Linked DNA regions of Homo sapiens: region 1 is linked to region 2. The links are chromatin contacts, found by Hi-C or POLR2A ChIA-PET in ENCODE. All regions are on one chromosome and are shown on one strand. Each heading gives the region's core, a stretch centred on a gene start or an enhancer-like site at or near the end of the contact. The rest is flanking DNA. Distances are from core to core; before and after follow the strand shown. Region 1 holds the start of HS1BP3-IT1 (HS1BP3 intronic transcript 1). Region 2 holds the start of LAPTM4A-DT (LAPTM4A divergent transcript).

What was found. Hi-C counts contacts between places; a loop is a spot of excess contacts on that map. ChIA-PET counts read pairs that join two places held with the same protein, here RNA polymerase II (POLR2A). Pooled maps may share reads with other maps.
Region 1: a loop to region 2 is called in a pooled map, with 4 times the contacts of the local background. The contact joins the promoter of HS1BP3-IT1 here to the promoter of LAPTM4A-DT in region 2. A Hi-C loop is called at or near these places in 1 of 168 maps with a recorded cell type or tissue (mammary epithelial cell), 1 of 37 single-sample maps with no recorded cell type and 4 of 50 pooled maps. POLR2A ChIA-PET finds 5 or more read pairs at or near these places in 1 of 52 experiments (HepG2).

Annotation. Positions count from the first base shown.
Region 1 is chr2:20,591,275-20,597,575 of GRCh38, reverse strand. It overlaps HS1BP3-IT1 (HS1BP3 intronic transcript 1), which reads left to right and starts at 5,028. Exons shown (of 2, transcript NR_046836.1): 1 at 5,028-5,154. It also overlaps a transcript of HS1BP3 not described here.
Region 2 is chr2:20,049,648-20,056,804 of GRCh38, reverse strand. LAPTM4A-DT (LAPTM4A divergent transcript) reads right to left here and starts at 4,668. Exons shown (of 5, transcript NR_187142.1): 1 at 4,311-4,668. It overlaps LAPTM4A (lysosomal protein transmembrane 4 alpha), which reads left to right and starts at 5,177. Exons shown (of 7, transcript NM_014713.5): 1 at 5,177-5,395. The coding sequence starts at 5,285. RefSeq lists enhancers at 5,167-5,366, 5,902-6,041.

The DNA of each region.
Region 1 (6,301 bases), core at 3,779-6,278, 540 kb before region 2:
GCTTGGCAGAGGTACTCTAATGTTCTGTGGAATCGCTGAGGTTTCTACAGCACAGTTTGATCACCTCTCATGGAAATCAACTTCCTTTTCTTAGAGCTGAGAACGCCAACGTGGAAGGTGAAGGCTTGCTGAAACCCCCAGCAGGTCGGTGGTAGAACCAGGAAGGCCCATGTCACCTGGAGCTCCGTCCAGGGCTCTAAAACCAGTACAAGGCCTTCCTTAGCCTGAAATGATAAATTTAGACAAAATCAGAGCTATGAGGACACTTTGCTAGTCCAAGGCTGCCAGGGGAATGGTGTTGCCGTGGTTACTCTGGCCCAGGAAGTGACCTTTTGCTCCAAAGTCCTAGAACAGAGGCCTGCTTCCTGCTGGGCTCAGAGAGAAGGTCAATAAGGGGATGGCCAGGACTGTGGCCAAGGGCCTCATGCTGCTTCTGGCCTGTAAACTGCATGTTCTGAGGCCATGTCATAAACACAGAGGGGACCCTGGGGCCCTGGAGTGGCGGCCTGTGTCTCCCCTGGGCCTCCCTTTTAAGGAGGGATTAGAGATGACTCCAGCTCAGGCCTTTTATGTGGCCTTAATGGGAACCATGGCTGGATCCTAAACACATTCAAGTTGCCCAAATCCTACCCACAGAGTCCAGGGAGCCATGGCACCTGCTGGCTGCCACGGGTCTGCAGTGAAAGATTCTGATGGGGTACCTATGAGGGTCCAGCCCAGGAAATGCAGAGGGGGAAAAACACCAGGCCCTGAAGGAGCTGAGATTTGTGTGTAGGACAAACGGAGAAATGGGTGCTTCAGACACAGCAGGAGGAAGGCTGTGATGGGTAGAAGGACAGAGTACAGCACAGAAAGGGGAAGAAGGGACCACTCTGCTCACATGTATGTGGGTGGGGGGAAGAGATAAAAGTAATTCTCTTAGTCCTTTCAAGCTGCTATAAAAACTGCCATAGACTGGGTGATTATAAACAACAGCAATGTATAGCTCACAGTTCTGGAGGCTGAGAAGTCCAAGGTCAAGGCATCAGTTGATTTGGTGCCTGGTGAGGGCCTGCTGTCTGGTTCACAGATTGCTGTCTTCTCACCATGTCCTCACATGTGAAAGTGGCAAGGCAGCTCCCTGGAGCCTCTTTTATAAGGTCACTAATCCTATTCATGAGAGCTTTACCCTCATGACCTAATCCCTGCTCTAAGGCCTCACCTTCTAATACCAGCGCCTTGGGGGTTTAGGTTTGAGCAGATGAATAGAATCTTGGAGGAACACAAATATTCAGATAGTAGAATAAGCTTCCTGGAGGAGGCAGTATCCTAGCTGGGGTCTTGAAGGAGTTTTGACAAAGCAGCTAGTATCAAAATACTAAAGGGCCAAGGCAGGAGCGAGAGGTATCTGGTACACCCAGAGGTGGGATTAGAGCAGTGTCACGGGGAAGGAGGGGAGAGTTGTGAGAGCTTTAGAAATTTGAGTCACATCCTGTGGGTCAGCGGTTTTCAAGCTACTGTGCCCTAAGGAGCCCTAGGTTTGATGAAAAGACCTCAGGGCAAGAGGTAAGCTCTGGACCACTCTGCTTTACATTTCAGGACTCCACACAGGATCACCTTTGAACTAAGGTCCCAGTGATTAAGAAAGAACGTGGGAAACTGTCATCAGCCATGCGGGAAGCTCTTGTTGGTTAGTCTAAGGCTCTGTCTCCTGGTATGACCTTTTTTTTGGCCACTTGGAGGTGTCAGGGGCCCCAAGAGGCCTGCTCCCCTGATGGGCCGTGATGGATGGACGTGACCATCACCTCTGCCCACTTCCCTGCCCAGCAGGGGACTGTGGAGACAACTCCAGCCAGCGGCTTCCTTGGCTTTGAGGCTAGTTGTCTGTGGTCTCATTTGCATTTATGTCACGGAAGAGTCAGCAGGAACCAAAGATAGACCTAGGGAAGAAACCAGCCATGTCGAGGAAGGGCCGCAGCACAGAGCAGGCTGCAGTCCCTTCGCAGAGAGTCAGGCAGGCAGGCACGGGCTGTGGCCAGAATCACTGGTTGCTACAGGATCAGCAAGGCCCAGCCGAAACCCTCCCTCCTCCAGGAAGCCCTCCTGCTGCCTCAGGGGAACTCCCTCTTTCTGCGCCTCTGTGCCTCTGTTAGAGCAGGAGTCACTGTGAGGAGGAGGAGGATGATAGGGTTCTGCTCCTGGTGAGTGCCTGGTGAGGAATTTTCTATGCATGACCTGGACCCCCAGGGCACCTTTGTACAAATTAGAAAAGGATCCCCCTTCCCGTGGGTAGACACAGCTCTGTCCCAGGGTAGTTACAGCTGTGTCCCAGGGTAGACACAGCTCTGTTCCCGGGCCATGGCGTTTCTGTGGGTCACAGCCATCTGTCCAGACTGAAAAGGAGACAGCTGCTGTGATCTCTGCCCACAGCTGGGAAACTGAGGCCATGTCACATTAGGGCACCTTCTCCCAAGGCTGCCGAGGCTCTCACTCCCTGCTCCAGCTGTGCAGGCTACAAGAATGTCTCCCTCATTCAGGGAAGTGGCATGCCGGGCTCTGTCTATCCCGAGATGCTATGATCTGAGTGTTTTTTTACTCCCGACAACGTGTATGTTGAAATTCTCTCCAGCAAGGTGAGGGTATGGGAGGTGGGGCCTTTGGAAGAGATTAGGGCATAGGACAGAGCCCTCCTGTTTGGGATTAATGCCCTTATAAAAGAGACCTGAGGAAAACCCCCTTGCCCCTTCCATCCATGAAGATGCAGCAAGACAGCCCCCTCCAGGAATCAGAGAGCCAGCCCTCCCAGACACCGAAGCTGCTGACACCTTGATCTGGAACTTTCAGCCTCCAGAACTGTGAGAAATACATGTCTGCCATTTCTAAGCCACCCCATCCACGGTATTTTGTTGTAGCAGCCTGAATGGATTGAGATAGGGGACCTCACTTCCAGCGAGTCTCAGAGGGCACTTGGCTAGGCCCAGCTAGAGGCTGGCCTTGTTGCTGCAAATCCTGAGCCAGAGGACAGCCTCTTCTACCAAGCACTATGGCCACCTGAGAGACAAAACACAGAGCAGGGCCCTAGCCTAACTGCCCTGCAACTTCAACCCCAGCATAGGGAAGGAGCCATCTCTCCATTGGGTCATTGATGCCTTCCCAGCAGGCAGGCCATGCCAGCTGCCTCAATGCACCAAAGTAAGCTCAAAAAGGATTTGTGATGCCATCAGCCACTCATTTCAGACCCATTCACCTCCTCCAGGATCTTTTCTCTATCATCAGGCATCCATAGACTCACGTGGACGTGTTGCCCAAAGCCCACTCACAAAGCATCTAACCCAGCCTTAGCACACCTGGGCCCCCACTCTCCCCACACCCATGGCAGATGTCACTAATGGATCACTGCACTTCTTCCTGTTAAGCCTGGATTGAACCTCAGAATCCTTCTCAACCCAGTGGCACAGCCAGAGCCATCTGAGTTGGAATGTGTAAGATGCAAGCTATTGTAGCCATCCCCGATGGGTCGATGCCCAGATTTAAAGATGACAAAACTGGGGACCAGCAACAGGAAGGAAATTGTGCCAGTCACAGAGCCCATCAGCAGCAGAGACATGGCAAGAAGCCCACGTCCCTCTTCTGAAATGGAGGCTGTGGTGGTTTTCATCAGGGAAGTTTTAGGGGACTCTTCACAGTTAGTGTTGCAGGCCCTGGGGCAGCCCTTGTACATTCCTTCAATGCCGGCCCTGGAGGACCATATCCCAGGCTTGAGTGCATCAAAAGGACCCACTCTTCCATCCCCGTGGCGGCTCCAGGGACCAGCAGGGGCAGCAGGGCAGGCCTGACCTTCATACACAGTTCCCTGCACACACTCGGCTAACTGTGACCAGGGTGAGAGCGGGCGCAGTGGGGGAAGGTTGTGGGAGGAAGGGTCAAGGGCCTCTGGTGACTCATGATGTGGGCTCAGGGAGTGTTGGCTGAGCCAACATGTCTGGCTCGAAAAAGAGGATCACCAGAGGCTGAAGTGCGGGGGCCTCATGAGAACCGAGGTACACCAGGAGCTCAGAGGTGGGGCCAGCATGTTCTGGGGGTGTCTACAAAGGCTTCCGGCAGCTCAGAGTTCAGCCTGAGCAAACTCTTGCTCATTCATTCACTCATTCATTCAGCCAAGGTCAACTAGTGTCAAGCGTTGTTCTAGCCGCTGGGACACAGCAGTGAACAAAACTGACAAAACAAGCCTGTGGCCTAGGGGAGGGGAGACAATGAACAACATAAATGAGGAGAAGGCCGGCACGTGTGATGGTGATGAGTGGTAAGGAAGAGAGAAGGCAGGTGAGGAAGAGGGAGTGTTCCGGGAAGGTTGCAAGTTTAGACAATGTGGCCAGGGAGGGCCTGGCCATACCAAACAATTGACTAAACCTGACGATGCTGATGGAGGAAGCGTGTGGACCCTGGGGGAAAGGCCAGCATCTGCCAAGGCCCTGAAGCAGGAACATGGTGTGCTGGGGGGACAGTGGGGGGACAGGGCTGGAGGTCAGGGGTGGTGGGGTAGACAGCGGGAGGTTGGAGGTCATGGATAAGGCCAGATCCTGAAGGGCCTTGAAGCACAGAGTAATGACTTGGGATTTTCCTTAAGGAGGTGATATCGTGGGTTGAATTCTTGCCCCCAAAAAAGCCATGTTCGCATCCTAACCCCTGGAACGTGTGAATGCGACTTTATTTGGAAAAGGAATCTGTGGATGAAATTAAATTAAGGATCTCAAGATGAGATCATCCTGTGTTATCCAGGTGGGCCTTAAATCCAATCACAGGTGTTTCTGTAAGAGACACACAGTGGAGAAGAGAAGGCCACGTGAAGGCTGAGGCAGGGATGGGCGTGGTGCTGCCACCAGCGGGGGAACGCCAGGAACTGGAAGAGGCAAAGAAGGACCCTCTGAGGGCGCAGGGTCCTGCTGACACCTCAACTTCAGACTTCTGGCCTCCAGGGCTGTGAGAGGAGACTTTTCAAGCCATCCAGTTTGTGGTCATTTGCTATGACTGCCCTGGGAAACTGATCCTGATGGGAAGCCCTTGGAAGCTCTTGAGCGGAGGAGGGACATGCTCTCCTGGGCTTACTCCTAGCTGCATAGGAGAGTCTGAGCCGGGCAGGGACAGAGCTGTCGGGGAGTCACTACGGTGATGCAGGTGAGTGAAGGCTAGAACTGTGATGGATGGGGGAGGTCAGAAGAGAGGGACAGGCCCGAAAGGGGAAGTAGGAATGGGCGGGGCGGGGCGGGGGAGGTGGATGGCCAGACAGGGAATCCCTTGAGGAAATCCAGGGGTTGTGGCGGATTTTGTGATGCAACCTCTGCCTCCCGCGTTCAAGCAATTCTAGTGCCTCAGCCTCCCAAAAAGCTGGGATTACAGACATGCATCACCATACCCAGCTAATTTTTGCAGCCCTCTGGGGGTTGCAGCAGCAGGGCACGTATGTGAGAGAGGGGCTCAGGAGAATAGTGTGACCAAGGGAGGTGTCCTCCTGGAAACCTTCACCCCAGCCTAGAAGCACAGGATAGGAACCAACTTCCTCCAGGGCCAGCTTTCTGGCCTGGATGCTGGGGCTGTTCTGTCCTTGGACCATCCATGGGACGTGATGTTGAACCGTCCCCCTAGGACCCACTAGCTGCTGTCAGATTTTACAGCCTCCCCCATGCAACCACCTGGGGTGTTCGCTGCTCAGAAACTCTCAGAAAGATCACACAGGGCCAGGTGCGGTGGCTCGGGCCTGTAATCCCAGCACTTTGGGAGGCAGAGGTGGGCAGATTGCTTGAGGCCAGGAATTCAAGTCCAGCCTGGCCAACATGATGAAACCACGTCTCTACTAAAAATACAAAAATTAGCTGGGCATGGTGGCGCATGTCTGCATTTTTTGGAGGCTGAGGCATGAGAATCACTTGAACACAGGAGGCAGAGGTTGCAATGAGCCAAGATCGCGCCACTGTACTCCAGCCTGGGTGGCAGAGCAAGACCCTTCCTCAAAAAAACAAACAAACACAATGGTCGACCAGAACTCCAAAGGGACAGAAACTGTCAGCAATGTGCATGGCTGGCCAGAACTTTGACAATAAACACCTGGCCTTGGTGCCACGGGAAACTTCCAAGTCTTGGGGCTCCCAGAATCCGAGTGCTTGTGGCTCTCTGGGGCTGGTGGCCACACCTATGTTTGAGGCTTTTTGTGGTCTGGTGGTGCACAGCTTCAAGCAAGACTCAATCCTGTTTCCATGAAGCAGAAGCGAGGCCTTGGAGTGTGCAGGGAGTGAGTGCCACGGGATGGCTGTTCTTGCCTGGGAAG
Region 2 (7,157 bases), core at 3,419-5,918:
CAGTCTTCATACTGAAATCTCTATTATTCTCTGGAGTCTTCATCCACATCTCACTTATGTTGGATATCCTGTTTTCTGCATCCCACATTTTCCTCTTTAATGTACTCATTTCATTTTGATGGAGCATAACATCTGGTGGCTGAGAAAAAGATGTTTAGGAGGCAAATTTTTTGAGACTTATCTGAAAATGTGTTTATTATATCCTTATACTTGACAGTTTGGCTGTGTGTAGAATTATAAATTGTAAACATTTTCTATGCAGAATTTTGAAATAAAATCTCTATTGTGTTCTAGAGTCCAGAGTTGTTGAGAAGGCTAAGGCTATTTGACTATGAATTTTTCTATATGGCTCATAGAAATCTTCTCTTTGAAGCTCATAGAATCTTCTCTTTGTCCCCACTGTCTTGAAATTTCACTCAGATGTGCCTTTACATGGATCTATTTTATTCCAAAAATATGGTCACTCAGCAGATATTTTCAGTCTTGGAAATTCATTCTTTCAGATCTAGGAAATGTTGTTATGATGATGACTTCCTCTCTCTTTCAGAAATTCCTATTATTCAGATACTGGATATCTTGGACTAATCCTCTAATTTTAATTTTATTCGTTCTTATTTTACATGTCTTTGTCTTTTGATTTGCTTCTGGGAAACTTTCTCAACTTTGTTTTCCAATCTTGAGTTTTTCATTTCTGCTCCCATGCTGTTAATTTCTAAGAATTTTTTGTCCTGTATAATTGTTATGGCACCTTATTCTTGATGTATGCTCAGAGTGTCTTTTTTTTCTTTTCTAAGTTCTCTTGACATTTTCTCCTAGACCCTATTTTCCAATTGTCTGGCCTCTGTCTTCCATGCTGAGGGATTTACTTAGAGCCTGGTATCCCTACATTATCTGTTCTCCATTAGGAGTGGGGAATTGAAAGACTGGCTGTAAACTCTGACGATATTGGTGAGATTTGTCAACTTTGAGCTTCACTTTAATCTATCTGAAGGGTTGGAAAACTACCAATGCCATTATCTTTAGGTCTTTCCTCTTGGATGGGTCATGGAGTGGATCGGCTTTTGTGGGGCTAGAAACTTACACAATTAGGGACTTTTTTTTGTTTGTTTTTGTTTTTGAGACAGAGTCTTACTCTGTCACCTAGACTGGAGAATAAGTGGTGCGATGTTGGCTCACCTCTGCCTTCTGGGTTCAAGTGATTCTTGTGCCTCAAGCCTCCCGAGCAGCTGGGACTAAAGACATGAGCCACCATGCCCAGCTAATTTTTGTATTTTTTGTATAGATGGGGTTTTGCCATGCTGCCTAGGCTTGTCTTGAACTCCTGAACTCAAGCGATCCGCCCACCTTGGCCTCCCAAAATGCTGGGATTACAGGTGTGAGCCACATACCTGGCCAGGAAGCTAAATTATTTCTATCAAGATGAACTGTGAATCAATTAAACCTCTTTTCTTTATAAATTACCCAGTCTCAGGTAGTTCTTTATAGCAGTGTGAAAATGGACGAATACATGGGGAAATCATCTTGTAAATAAGTGACAGCTGGGAAAAGATAAAAGGAGAAAAGAGCCTGACACACAGCCCTCAACAACACCAATATTTAGGGGGATGGACAGTAGAGGAGGGAACTACGAAGAACAATAAGAAGGAGCTGCCTGAGAAGTACACAGAAAAAAATAGTGGATGGTTAATCAGAAGCCAAGAAAGAATTTCTAGCTCTAAGGAAGAGTCAACAAGTAAATGCTTTAGGAGATGGGATGAAGACTGAAAATGCTCATTGACTTTTTCCCCTGTAGACTATATACACTCCAGGAAAGGTGCAATATCTGCCTTGTTCGTTCTTTCTTTTAATACCTTTTTTATTTTAGATTTTTGTGGCTACACAGTAGGTATATATTGTGTTGTTCATTCTCGTATCATCACATGGAATAGAATAGATCCTCAATAAAAATAAGTTAAAGTAATGTGAATAGACTAACACATTTAAAAGAGAAAAATAGATTAAACTATGTTAGCTAAAGAGCTTCAACCTCACTCTAATTTCTTTCGTTGTGAGTTTTCCTAAGCTATTTTCTCCTAAAAATGTTAACTTTCCTTTCCCCATCCCCAAAAGATGGGTTGTTTTGCCAATAGTACCTTACAATTTTCTCAAAAAAGGTGTATATATTAGATAAAAATTATCTAGACAAAACTCCATAACCGTATTTCACCCCTCTAATCCCGTTATGTATGCTATTGTTGTGCCAAACTCCTACTAACCTCAATAGAGAAGGTACCAGGTTCAAGAGGCCAAGAAGAGACTGGAGAGCCAGTAAATGAGACATGGGTTTGTATTAGGAGCTTACAGTCCAGTGGTGACAGAGGGGAAAGAGTCCAGTGGCAGCGGGCTGGACAGAAGAACCAGCTATGTATAGAAGTGGTCCAGTGGCAGTGGGGTGGACAACACATCTCCCTTCCTGCTGTCCTCTGGCAGCGGGCTGGACAACATAATTGCACGTCCCAAGGGCAGGAAAACCGCAACTGCCTGTAAACATCATGCAGTTTATACAGCATTTTCACTGAACACCCTCCCACTAACGACCTCCACTTGGCAACCTGCATTTAACCCAAAACTCAGGGCCCTAATCCCCTGTATGGCCCATGTTCCAATGGATGGGCCGGTGGGTGGGGGTGGGGGTTTAAGATGTTTATCATAGACACAGAACAAATCTCCAGGTTGGCCACTCCCAGATTCCCTAGCTCAGAGCACACATTCAGGTGCATCTACCATACAGGGTCATTCTCAGGGTATGCTTACATTATTGCTATCAGATGCGTTTATGTTGCAGGTCTCTAATGATTTACACCTCCCTGGTTCCTTGCCTGGGGTAGTCCCAGTACAGGGAGAACAGCCCTTACGAGCTGATCTGATGCCATGTTAGGTACACCTGATTTTGAATTCATTTTGGCTTTTAGAGAAATCGGATAATTTCCCGATTTTTTTTTTTTCTTTTTTTTTTGAGACAGAGTTTTGCTCTTGTTGCCCAGGCTGGAGTGCAATGGCGAGATCTCGGCTCACCGCAACCTCCACCTCCCAGGTTCAAGTGATTCTCCTGCCTCAGCCTCCCAAGTAGCTGGGATTACAGGCATGTGCCACCACGCCCAGCTAATTTTTTGTATTTTTAGTAGAGACGGAGTTTCTCCGTGTTGGTCAGTCTGGTCTTGAACTCCTGACCTCAGGTGATCCGCCTGCTTCAGCCTCCCAAAGTGCTAGGATTACAGGCGTGAGCCACCGCGCCCGGCTCCCCTGATCTTATCTTTGTATTCTTTTTTATTGTATTGTATTTATTTCTGTCTGCCACATTTCATATCAAGACAGAATAACAGTGCTGCACATTAGGATCACCTAATTTTAAAATTGACATTTTAAAAATGTCAATGCCCAGGTCTCACCCATGACAGTTAAATCAGAAGGTCTGGAATAGTAAGCAGGCATCAGTGGTTAGTAAAGATCCTCAGGTGATGCCAATGTGCAGCAAAGTTTGGAAACTATTGGCACAACAGGTTTTAATCTCAGTTGTGACACTGGCCTTGCAATCTTGGATATGTAATTTAACTTCTCTGTAGAGTTAAATAACGTAAGAGTACCTATCTCAGTTAGTTGTAGGAATGAAATGATTGAAAATAAAGTGATTGGATCTGTGCCTAGAACAAAATAAGGGATACGAAATTGTGGGGCGGGGTTAAGATAATCTACTCCCTACATAAGTAGAGAAATGTCATAATTCATTCTGAGTTAGCCAGCCACACCCCATCCTTTAGCGTGGGCGGGCTTAACTACTGCTTCCCAGATGGTTTGAAAATAAGCTCCATGGACAACTCCTTCAGTGGTGAATAGTCTCTGCTCTCCTAAAATTTGTATTTTATTGGGGAGATAATCAACAAATACATACATAATTTCAGGCAGTGTTCAAAGAAGCCATGCCAAAGAAATAACCTTTACTCTGAATTCAGTGTGGTCTCTGGCTAAGAATATGCCCTGGCAGAAGGGAAGCCCTTTCTATTCTCTGAAAAGAAGTGTGTTTACCAAAGCATTAAATGATAAATACATTTTTTAACGGTGAAGTCACAGGTCTCACAGAAATACAAAATGAACACGTGTAAAAAATTTATTTACTCATTAACCCGGGGACCAGTAAGCTGTTAGAACCAGCTCTAAGCAGAATTTAAAGCACCCATCTATATTGTTGAATCAGGACTGGGGAATGAATTTACAAATCGATGCAAAATGGCTTTTCCCAAGGAAGGGTAAGATAACAATACGAGGGGTCTTACCGAGTTGTGCAGAGCACCACAAAGAAAAGCGGACAGCCCCTCTAGCAACAGAATGCCCGGGACGGTGTGCCAAACTATGGCTGTTTTTTCATTGAAGACATTCAGTAATTTTTTGTCCATTTCAATGTGTTTCATAATTTCTCCCTACAAAAAAAAATCACTCATCTCCAAAAACCCAGCAGCTAAGTAGTTCTTCTACATTATCTTGCTTTCATTTATCCTTAATCCTTTTGCCTTTGGCAGGGTTGGATGGTCTTTCTTCGCCCCCACCAAGGAGGCTTCGGAGGGAAAAGAGGGTGTAAATCCAATCCCTCCACTCCTCCAGGCACCCTCCCATTTCCGCCACAGGGGCGAGGATGGCTCAAGGCTGGGCTTGGCTCTGTCCCTTCCCCGCAGGCCCCGCCCCCAGCCCGCGCAATAATTGAGCTGCGCGCAAAGGTCACGTTATCAGCCTGTGACGCTTCCCATCCAGTACGTGGCACACATTGCTCAGAAAAGCCCCTTGTGCCCGCTTTCTGCCATCCGCGCTGTCTCGTGTCTCCCTTTTTCCATTAAATGCCTCTTTTCTTGCGGGTCTCATCTCGGGAATAGTGCACTACGGGGACATACCTATCCCCAACTATCCTAGGCCCGAGAACCAGCCCTTGCCTTCGCGTAACAGGCGGAGACTCGCTGAGGCGAGTTGCACTTCTAATTGGGCGTGAGGTCTTGTCAATCCCCAAGTTCTTCCAATCAGAAGTCCGGTCCATCCAGCCTTCCGCTCCCCATTGGCCTGTGTGGAGGAAGAGGGGTGGGTAAGCCGAAGTCGCTGCGCTCAGTGCGCAGGCGCGAAGAAGCTGGCAGGGGCACGAGCCGGGGGCGGGTTTGAAGACGCGTCGTTGGGTTTTGGAGGCCGTGAAACAGCCGTTTGAGTTTGGCTGCGGGTGGAGAACGTTTGTCAGGGGCCCGGCCAAGAAGGAGGCCCGCCTGTTACGATGGTGTCCATGAGTTTCAAGCGGAACCGCAGTGACCGGTTCTACAGCACCCGGTGCTGCGGCTGTTGCCATGTCCGCACCGGGACGATCATCCTGGGGACCTGGTACATGGTAAGGCGGGCAGGCGTGGCGCGTATGTCCGGGGGGCCTGGGGAGCGGGGCCTGGTGCGGAGGGGGTGAGACTGGAAACGGGGTGTTGGGTGGGGCGGGGACTTGGAGGGGCGCTGCTTTTTAAGGCGCGCCAACTCTGGATGAAGTCCAAGGACTTTGGGAAAGTAACCTTGTTCAGGAATCGGAGTCGGGGGAGCGGGGGGCGGTGGTAAGCATGGGGAGATTGTTCTTTGGCAAGAATTTGAGGAGAGAAGCGGGCTTGGGAGAGCAGAGGCTTTGCAGGCGAAGGGACGAGGGTGGTAGGATTTGGTGGGAATTCCTCTGTTTTGGTTCTTGTTGTATTTCTACGATCTGAAAGGCAGCATCTCCCTTCCTCCTATCCAGTGCTCCCTGGAATTTTTTCCTCTAATGAAATAATTAGGAGCGGACCTTGGTAAACGCAGTCTAGTTTCGACATTGGTCTTCCCGTTGGGAAAGCGAAAGATCCAGCGGTAACCCGGTTGTCCGCGTTTCTTGGACTTTGTTTTGTTTCATGCCTCTCTTGCATCTCCAGAATCGCTTGGGGGCGATAGCTTTTGCCTGAGTTGACGCCTGACCAGCTTTTGTCCTGGTGCAGCCTCCTCCCTGCGCAGTAGGTGCTTTTCGTAGCCGACCGGCTGTTTTTACAGAGACCTTTATTGAGAGCCCTCTCCATCCTGGCCACCTACCCCGGTATCTCCTGGGTTCCAAGATCTGTGTGATTCTGTCCTAACCAAGTTGACACTGTTGTTGCCTGGTGATTCACTAGTAATAAGTTTGTGATTTTTTCTTTTGTAATTCACCATTTATAGTATCCATGCACATTAAACCTAACTTGTCTATGACTTCCAAATATGGGATTCAGTTTAGGTAGTTTTAGGTTATTATGATTTTGCCGAAGCCGTGACAAACTTCCTACATGGTCGACTTGGCCACTTTAATGACTTCGCGAATGTGGTTGTGTGGGTGACGTTGGTGATACTGTGCAGTTTTTGATACTTAACTGCAAAAGAGGAAGAGAGTTATCCCAGACACAATCTGTTTTCTCTGTACTTGCTGCTTCTCCCCACTCATTGACTTGAAATCATTAGTAAGCATTTGGACAAACGCCAGATGAGAATCATCTTAAATGAGGCAGATACTGTTTCATGGCCCACCCCCGGGGGACTACCTGACTCCACATGACTGCTACCTGCCCTGTTGTTTTTTACCGTCTTGTTTCTGATGTACATTTAAAAAACAACACGAATGTGTAGGTTTGCTTGTGCTGAGTTTATTTTCATGTTTCCTGTACTTTTATATTCGGAAATACCGCCTTATTGACAGAACTATATCACATTTTCCCTCAGAGACTCTTTCGTTCTGTATTTTAACTGATTTGGAATACTAAACATAGAGTTAATGACCATCAGCTGCATTATGTTTCTAACTTCCTTTTATAGCTTCTCCATTTTGCTGAGGGGCTGGGTCTCATTTCTTTTGTTTGTCCTTAGCTCTGTCTTCTATTTCCCTAAATGAATAATTCAAACCTTGAGGATCCTCAAGGCTATTACTCAATTCCGTCTTCCTCACCCCCAGAAGATGACTTTCTTTCCTATTTAACTAAGAGAATCCATCGACCTGGCTCTCTCCTGCAGTCTTAGTCTTCCTGTTTCTTCTCAGATCCTTCCCTCCACTCACAGAACAAAGGATTCCTAACTCCTCAAGAAGAGAATACCACCATTTCTATTTCAACCATCCGAAT